Linked DNA regions of Homo sapiens: region 2 is linked to region 1. The links are chromatin contacts, found by Hi-C or POLR2A ChIA-PET in ENCODE. All regions are on one chromosome and are shown on one strand. Each heading gives the region's core, a stretch centred on a gene start or an enhancer-like site at or near the end of the contact. The rest is flanking DNA. Distances are from core to core; before and after follow the strand shown. Region 1 overlaps LINC00367 (long intergenic non-protein coding RNA 367). Region 2 holds the start of LINC01046 (long intergenic non-protein coding RNA 1046).

What was found. Hi-C counts contacts between places; a loop is a spot of excess contacts on that map. ChIA-PET counts read pairs that join two places held with the same protein, here RNA polymerase II (POLR2A). Pooled maps may share reads with other maps.
Region 2: a pooled map shows a loop between it and region 1 (2.3-fold over the local background). The contact joins the promoter of LINC01046 here to the enhancer-like site in region 1. A Hi-C loop is called at or near these places in 3 of 50 pooled maps. POLR2A ChIA-PET finds 5 or more read pairs at or near these places in 3 of 52 experiments (WTC11, activated naive CD4-positive, alpha-beta T cell and endothelial cell of umbilical vein).

What each region holds. Positions count from the first base shown.
Region 1 is chr13:20,940,845-20,945,109 of GRCh38, forward strand. LINC00367 (long intergenic non-protein coding RNA 367) reads right to left here. Exons shown (of 6, transcript NR_104058.1): 3 at 1,498-1,756; 4 at 1,297-1,401. Among named protein-coding and RNA genes, the nearest start is that of LINC00367, 6.5 kb to the right of the region's middle. RefSeq lists an enhancer at 2,650-3,226. Within about 2 kb of position 2,892, at least 8 of the 41 ENCODE cell types and tissues checked have a DNase peak (open chromatin) inside an H3K27ac peak, as active enhancers do.
Region 2 is chr13:21,232,790-21,236,741 of GRCh38, forward strand. LINC01046 (long intergenic non-protein coding RNA 1046) reads left to right here and starts at 1,779. Exons shown (of 2, transcript NR_125745.1): 1 at 1,779-1,864; 2 at 2,097-2,415.

The DNA.
Region 1 (4,265 bases), core at 1,642-4,141:
TATTTCCTTTCAGACATGTAAAATTTTTGATATATTTATTTTTTTCTTTTTCTTGCTACAAAAAACTGAGATCGTACAGTTTGTATCCTTCACCCTTTACTTAACATTATATAGTGATAATTTTGCTTTTTATTAAAAACTTTTTGAATATGGAATTTTTATTGATTACATAAAATGTGACAGTATGGCATAGAGTCATAAAATATTTGTAACCGTCATCATAGTATTGAATGTGTAATTGCGTTTAAAGATACTATAGTATAGATGTGCTAAGGGAAATACTTTTGTGCATAACTGTTTGTCCCATTTTTAAATTGTTTCTGTAGAAATTGTTGCCAAATTTTGTTCCAGCCAGGTGCGGTGGCTCGCACCTGTAATCCCAGTACTTTGGGAGGCCGAGGTGGGTGGATCACTTGATGTCAGGAGTTCAAGACCAGCCTGGCCAACATGGTGAAACCCTCTCTCTATTAAAAATACAAAAAATTAGCTGGGCATGGTGGTGCGTACCTGTAATCCCAGCTACTCGGGAGGCTGAGGCAGGAGAATTGCTTGAATCCAGGAGGCAGAGGTTGCAGTGAGCAGAGATCTCACCACTGCACTCTAGCCTAGGCAACAGAGGGAGACTCCATCTCAAAAAACAAAACCAAACAAAAAAACAAAACAAAACAAAATTTTGTTCCAGAAAAGTTATAACAATTTTTATCAACAACATGAGAGTGTCTATTTCAGTGTAACCTTTCTAGAATCAGAGTATTACTTTTTTTTTTTGAGGCAGAGTCTGGCTCTGTCGCCCAGGCTGGAATGCAGTGGGGTAGTCTTGGCTCACCGCAACTTCCGCCTCCTGGGTTCAAGCAATTCTCTGCCTCAGCCTCCTGAGTAGCTGGGATTACAGGCACCTGCCACCACGCCCGGCTAATTTTTTGTATTTTTAGTAGAGACAGGGCTTCACCATCTTGGCCAAGCCGGCCTTGAACTCCTTACCTCAGGATCCACTGGCCTCGGCCTCCCAAAGTACTGGGATTACAGGTGTGAGCCACCATGCCTGGTCGAGTATTACCATTTTTAATAATGGTAATGGGTAATATAAAATAATGTTATTTTAGGAAACAATTCTAAAGCTTCATTTTCAGGAGACTGAGATTTTAGAAGCTACTTCTTTAATTCTTATGACATAGAGTCGGATTAGACACAAAATAAATGTTATGAAAATGCTACTACTGTTCTTTGAAGGCTGTTTATAGTTTGTAGATGCTGAGAATATGGTGAAATGGTAAACTATGCATAGCCTTAACTTACGGAGTGCTAGAGTTTTGGGCTGAGGAGCTGGTCACCATTGGGCATCTGACAACTGATTGTTTGGGCTTCTGGGACTGTTTCTGGAGGGGCCTGGATCTCAGCACACTGTGTCAGGTAGGAGAGGAAAAAAACGTTATCTGTTTGCTCCTAAGCTCATTGGTTGAAGATTCGCCCCACAAGCTTCAATTTCTCTGCACTTACTTTTTTCTCTGACTTATTGTGGGTTTCTCAAGCATAGGGGCCAGGGGTCCTGTGAGGTGGGTGCCATTTGGGATGCCACATGGAGCTGGCAGTGTCCACAGACAGCTGGTTTCTGCAGTGGCAGCAGGGTGGAGTAAGCGTCCAACGGTGTCCAAAGATTTGGAGTGGTACTTAAGAGGTGTTTACACGAGCAACAAGGTAAGTAGAGATAACTGGGCCTTCAATACAGAGGTTGATGGAAACACATCTGCAAGTGTACCTGATTCAAATCATCACACAGTAACCCCTCCAGGGGAATGTCAAATTCTGTACTGTTTTTAATGCTCAGCTGACACATTGCTCTAGTCCAGTGGTTCTAGAACTTTTTGAGCTTAGGATCCCTTTATACTCTTAAAAATTATTGAGAACTTCAGACAAATTCATATATATGAAGTGAGGGGACAGAAAGGAGGTATATCTATATCCATATCTATCTATCTATCAATATTTATCATATTAAAAATTAAAATGGAAAAAAATAAAGAATATTTATAGATGGAAAAGTGGCCATTATAAACCAATTACATGTTAACACAAATAATGTGTTTTATGCAAAATAACTATATTTCCCAAAATAACAGTTAGTGGCATCAGTGGCATTGGTTTACATTTTGCAAACCTCTTGAATAGCGGGTTTAATATCAGATAGTGGAATTCTCTTTTTTTTTTTTTTTGAGACATTGTCTCGCTCTGTTGCCCAGACTGGAGTGCAGTGGTGCAATCTCAGCTCACTGCGACCTCTGCCTCCCGGGTTCATGCGATTCTCGCGCCTCAGGCTTCCGAGTAGCTGGGATTTATAGGCGTGCGCCACCATGCCCAGCTAATTTTTTGTATTTTTCGTCGAGACGGGGTTTCACCATGTTGGCCAGGCTGCTCTTGAACTCCTGACCTCGAGTGATCTGCCCACCTCGGCCTCCCAAAATGCTGAGATTACAGGCGTGAGCCATCGCATCCGGTCGCAGATGGTGGAGTTTTTATTTCTGCTTCCACATTTGACCTGTTACCATATGTTTTGTTTGAAGTAGATGGGGAAGTCCAGCACCCCCCAGGTATACAATTGAAAAGGGGGACTTCGTGTGTCCCTGAAGTCCACAGACCACACTTTGAGAACTGCTGCTCAAGTCTAAGTTGCGAATTTCTCAATTACATGAACAAGACTCTAGCGGAAACCAGTACTGTGTGCGCTCAACAGACTAAATTGTTTGGAAAAGCGTTTCCTAGGAGTTGCTATAAACCAAATGACTCATTTAAACGTTTTTATTACTTTGACAAATACTTCGGCTCTGCAGCCTGTTCCTTTTTTAAACCAACTTGCCTCATTACACAGCTGTGGTCTGCACAGCTTTGGCCACCAGGTGGCTCCCACCCCCAGCCTTTTCTAGAAGGATCCATTCAGGACGCTTCATTCCTTGATGGCGCCCTAGCTGCTCAGGGCACTCAGGGAAACTTTATTTTGTTCAACATAAGAAAAGAGTCAGTTGTGGGAGGCCGACGCAGGCGGATCAACTGAGGTCAGGAGTTTGAGACCAGCCTGGCCAACCTGGCAAAACTCCGTCTCTACTAAAAATACAAAAATTAGCCGGGCATAATGGCGGGCACGTGTAATCCCAGCTACTTGGGAGGCTGAGGCAGGAGAGCTGCTTGAACCTCAAAGGCAGGGGTAGCAGTGAGCCGAGATCATGCCACTGCACTCCAGCCTGGGCGACAGAGGAAGACTCCATCTCAACAACAACAACAAAAAAAAAAAAAAAAAAAAAAAAAGAGGAGAAAAGAGTCAGTTGGGTAAGGGGAGGATTATTTCAAGGAAAAGGGAAGTTAAGAAAGAATAGAACTGGCAGTGCGTGGTGGCTCACGCCTGTAATCCCAGCACTTTGGGAGGCCGAGGCGGGTCTAACACGAGGTCAGGAGTTCGAGACCAGCACAGCCAAGATGGTGAAACCCCCTTCTCCACTAAAAATACAAAAATTAGCCGGGCATGGCAGCAGGTACCTGTAATCCCAGCTGCTCAGGAGGCTGAGGCAGAGAATTGCTTGAACTCGGGAGGCGGAGGTTGCAGTGAGTCGAGATTGCTCCACCGCACTCCAGCCTGGGCGAAAGAGTGAGACTCCGTCTCAAAAAAAAAAAAAGTATATTTAACATAGGAGGTTGGTAAAAAAAATCTAAAAGAGTTGGTCTGAATACTGGAAGAAGTACTATATGGCACCTTTACTCTCTTACCAGCTTAATGTAGCTTTTTCCTTCTCATTGTTTTTAACTGATATGCTTAAATTGGGTATTATTATCTCTACTAAAATGGTTCTCTCTCAAAGCAAGGTGTTATACTAGATACCACGTGGGATAAACAAAGAGGTGGTGGGGAATGCGCCCCTCCACCCTGAGAGACAGGAGGTGTGGGTGTTTTCACTCTAGCACATATTCACTGTGACACTGTGGGGTTACTTCTGTTTCCTAACCTGAGTGATCCACCCCACTTACAAGAGAGGGCTGATAATCCTTAACTGTCCAGAGGTTTGTTTCCAAATCAGATTGTCTCTGGAGTTCCTTGCGAGACTCGAAATACACGATTCTGTGATTCTATTTCAGTCTGGTTGAGTTCTTTAGTTGCAAGCAACAGATAACCAACTTGGTTAATCTTGCCCAGTTTCCTTAATAAGACTCATACGGCCCTTCGCTACCTGGGCCCTGCCTGTGCCTCCAGCCTCAAATCTTCTTCAGGCACTGTGAAGCTC
Region 2 (3,952 bases), core at 529-3,028, 290 kb after region 1:
AACACACGGCTGGGGCTTTTCAGCACTCAGCGGAGAGTAAGCAGACAGTCAGAAGGCACTGAACAGCACTGATTTTGTTTGGTTCTAGTTGTTAAGTTGGTGACTTCAGAATCACAACAGTGTGAAAATCTCCCATTCCTGGGGCTACCAGAGGTTCCTCATTCTTTGGAACCAAAAATGTATAATCCACAAGGCTTGAGAGCTATATTTGCTTTTGACAAATGTCTGAATTTTACTTAATGAGGATAAAAAAATATTTTATTTCCATGAAAAGTTTTGCCTATGGAAGTTTTTGAACTTGAAAATTTCAGAACTAGTTTCACTTTGAAGCAGAAGGATCCCATAACACCGAAAAGCCGATATTCATAAAACCAAAGCAGTGCCTGTGGGAGGTGCACCAAAGTCCCTTCATATGAAATTTCCTGGTGTCCCTAAGGGGGAACACAGTGACATCCCAGGGGGTACAGGAAAGACAAGTCCCCCCCAAGACCCTGTCCAGGAGCTCTCCAGCCTGGGCCTCCCCTCTCATTCTCTTAGTCCTAAACGTTTGGGGACATGTCAGAACATGAAAGGGAAAGGAAAGCCAAAATAAAGTCTTAGTTAGCTATAAAACCCAAGTAACCAGAGTCCTTGGATGAGTTTTATTTTGCTGCCTTATTTCATTTTTAGGAAATGTGAGATGAATGTTTTTACAAAATAAAACAGAAACTCCCTAAATATGACTTAGGGACAAGTTCCAACCTAGCCTGGAGCTCTTATACCTTTTAAAGTTTACAGTAAGAACTGACCTACACTAATCCATTAAATTAGTGAATTGACTTTCTACCAAATTCTAGAAACATTACAGATTACAGACCATTAGAAAAACATTTTAATGTTTTTAGAAAAATTAAAGCTATATTTTATCTATTCTAAACAGGGCAAAAAGTACACATATCACAGAAGGATAAGAAGAATAGAAAGTAAAAGTTTAAAAAGTTCACTTTTTTAAACATTGAAGAAAAATGCTACTAGAAATCTGGTTGAGTATATGTAGTTTGCTAAAAGGAATACTGAAATACTTTGCTTTCTGGTATCCTAGTTAAAAAGCACAAAACGATCTTTAACAGGGAGAAAAATACTAAAATGTGATTTTCCCTTGCTGTTGCTCATTTGCTTACCCTGAATGAAACATTTAAAAAAGATACATATCACTGGCTGTCAAAGTCCTAGCTTTGGGGATACCTTTTATAAGCTGCACCAAAATTTCAATCTGGTGGGCTGCGGGATGGGAATGTCAAGAACAGCAGTACAGTAAAACAGAAGTCAGAGAAAGGCTTGACATAGTTTAAAAATAGCCAATATAAATTTGAAAATGGCATGAGAACACATCTGTAAGTATGCTGCTGTATTTTGTATCTGACAAGCCACCCATCATTTTCTACCTATGTTATCACTCCCAAGATCTATTTTAATATTTACTGTATGTGTTAATAAAAATGAGTAATGGAAAGCATCACAACTCAACCACATGCCACAAGCAGCCCATTAAAGCACAAATAACTTACTAATAAAAAGTTCTTATCAGAATACAGAGAATTCCAATTAGCCTTTTTATTTACTAACATTATCTTAGAGTCGACATAAAGTTAACCGCTTCCTGCTTTTAATTTAGTTCATTCTAATGACTATTTCTCTGCATCTCTACAGTTCGTTTAAGGATGAAGATGGGGATAATGAAAAACAAAAGTCCTGCCAGCACTAACATTGTCAAGCCGTGATATCGGCACTTAAAACAACCGTTTGTGAGAGAAAACCTGGTATCTGGCTTCTGACGTTTCAGTACAATCTTCTATTGTGCATCTGGATGACATCACTGTTGTGTGTGAGTCCTTGGTCCCAATAATAGCCCAGCACAGAGGCGCCAGGGCATGCTTTCATATTCACATTCATGTGGACATAACAGGACTCCTGAACTGCATGCTTCCCCCAGTGACACACGCCCCATGCCTCCAGGCTGTGCACAGGCAATGCAGTGGCAGCCCAGAGGGAGAGGTGATTTACGGTGGCTCAGGCAGACACCACTAATACCGGCTTTTCATGTGTTTGACCAACAGCCTTTGCAGAGATGTGCATACAGGGCCCTAACTGTCCAGGAGCTGCTACGGACAGAGCCCGGTAATCCCGACGACTTAGTGGATCCTGTGCCTCCCAAGGGTGGCGCCCACGGTGACTGCACACTTGTCACAGACTGGCAGGCCATTTGTCTGCTGCAGCCCACCAAATCCCACAGATCCTTTTGGATCCTTTGCAGCAGGCTTTTCATACCTTGAGTCTTACTTAATGTTCACATGAAAAAGCAACTGCTGTTTGCTGTGCTCATAAAAGTCTTGTTAGAAATTAACACCTTGTGTGAATAAAAACATCAAGTAAGTATTTATCTGAGGTCTTTTGGAAAAAATAATCCCGTGGTTAAGGTTTTACAATAGGCACTGTAGTGACAGAGGAGTGCTCCCCAAAACTACGGGGCTCTGTGAACTGCCGGTGCGCAGCAAAGCGCGGCCCATGTGTGCAGCAGAGCGCGGCCCATGTGTGCAACCTCATTCCATTAGGAAAGGTAATAAAGAGGTCAAGGATCCTGATTTCTGTCTCCAAAGCCAGGTGTCTCTCAAACATGCGTCACTGATCACAAGTGGAGGTGAAGCAGTGAGAGTAATGAAAAGTAGTTGCAGCCAGGCACGGTGGCTCACGCCTATAATCCCAGCACTTTGGGAGGCAGAGGGGGGTGGATCACGAGGTCAGGAGTTCAAGATCAGTCTGGCCAACATGGTGAAACACCGTCTCTACTAAAAATACAAAAATTAGCTGGGCATGGTGGCGCGTGCCTGTAATTCCAGCTACTCGAGAGGCTGAGGCAGGAGAACCCGGGAGGTGGAGGTTGCAGTGAGCTGAGATTGCGCCATTGCACTCCAGCCTGGGCAACAGAGCAAGACTTCATCTCAAAAAACAAAAACAAAACAAAACAAAATGAAAAAAAAAACAAAAAAAGGAAAAGCAGTTGCTACTGCTACTGCACTGTGTATGTTTTTAAAAGCTCCTCAGTTTATAACCCCCAATGTTAAATCAATGAAACAAGCATATTCTTCCAATTACCCTCATATTTTTGATGTTCAATAAGACTAAAACAAAAAAAGATATGTAGTACCATAGTAAGCTGTCATCTGGAGGAATCAGGTCTTACATTTTATTAATCAGGAAAACTAAATGTACAATTGAGTAAATTCATGTATTTATGTCTCTGTGCCTTGTAGCCATGGCATTTTCAATGATAAATTTATATGCAGTCATCCTAGACCCTCTCCAGTCATGAGAAGAAGGCATGTACAATGTCTGGTGACTTCTGGTAATAGGCTAAAACACATTATATAAAAGCATAGGGTGTTCGGAAACTGGAGGTCAGCCTGATATAGTTAGAGTGAAAGATGGCACAGGGAAGGTTTGGGAGCCACAATATGGGTGGTTGGGAGTGTCACCTGAGTTCCCTAACTCCAGAGTTCTCAAATTCTCACCCACGACAGTCACCTGAGAGCTTTAAAAGATCTCGGTGCAAGGTCCCGTTCCAGACCTGGAAAGTGGGAATTAGCAGTTTTTAAAGCTTTCCAGATAATTCAACTGTGCTGCCAAATTTGAGACCCAATACTAGGCATACATGCTTTTCAAACTTTAATATTTGAAATCTTGACCAGCCTGGCCAGCACGTGAAACCTTGTCTCTATTAAAAATACAAAAAATTAGCCGGGCATGGTAACGTGCACCTGTACTCTCAGCTACTCAGGAGGCTGAGGCAGGAGAATTGCTTGAACCTGGCAGGCAGGGGTTATAGTGAGCCAAGATTGCACCACTGCACTCCAGCCTGGGTGAGAGAGTGAGACTCCATCAAAAAAGAAAAGAAAACAGAAGAAAAGAAATCTCC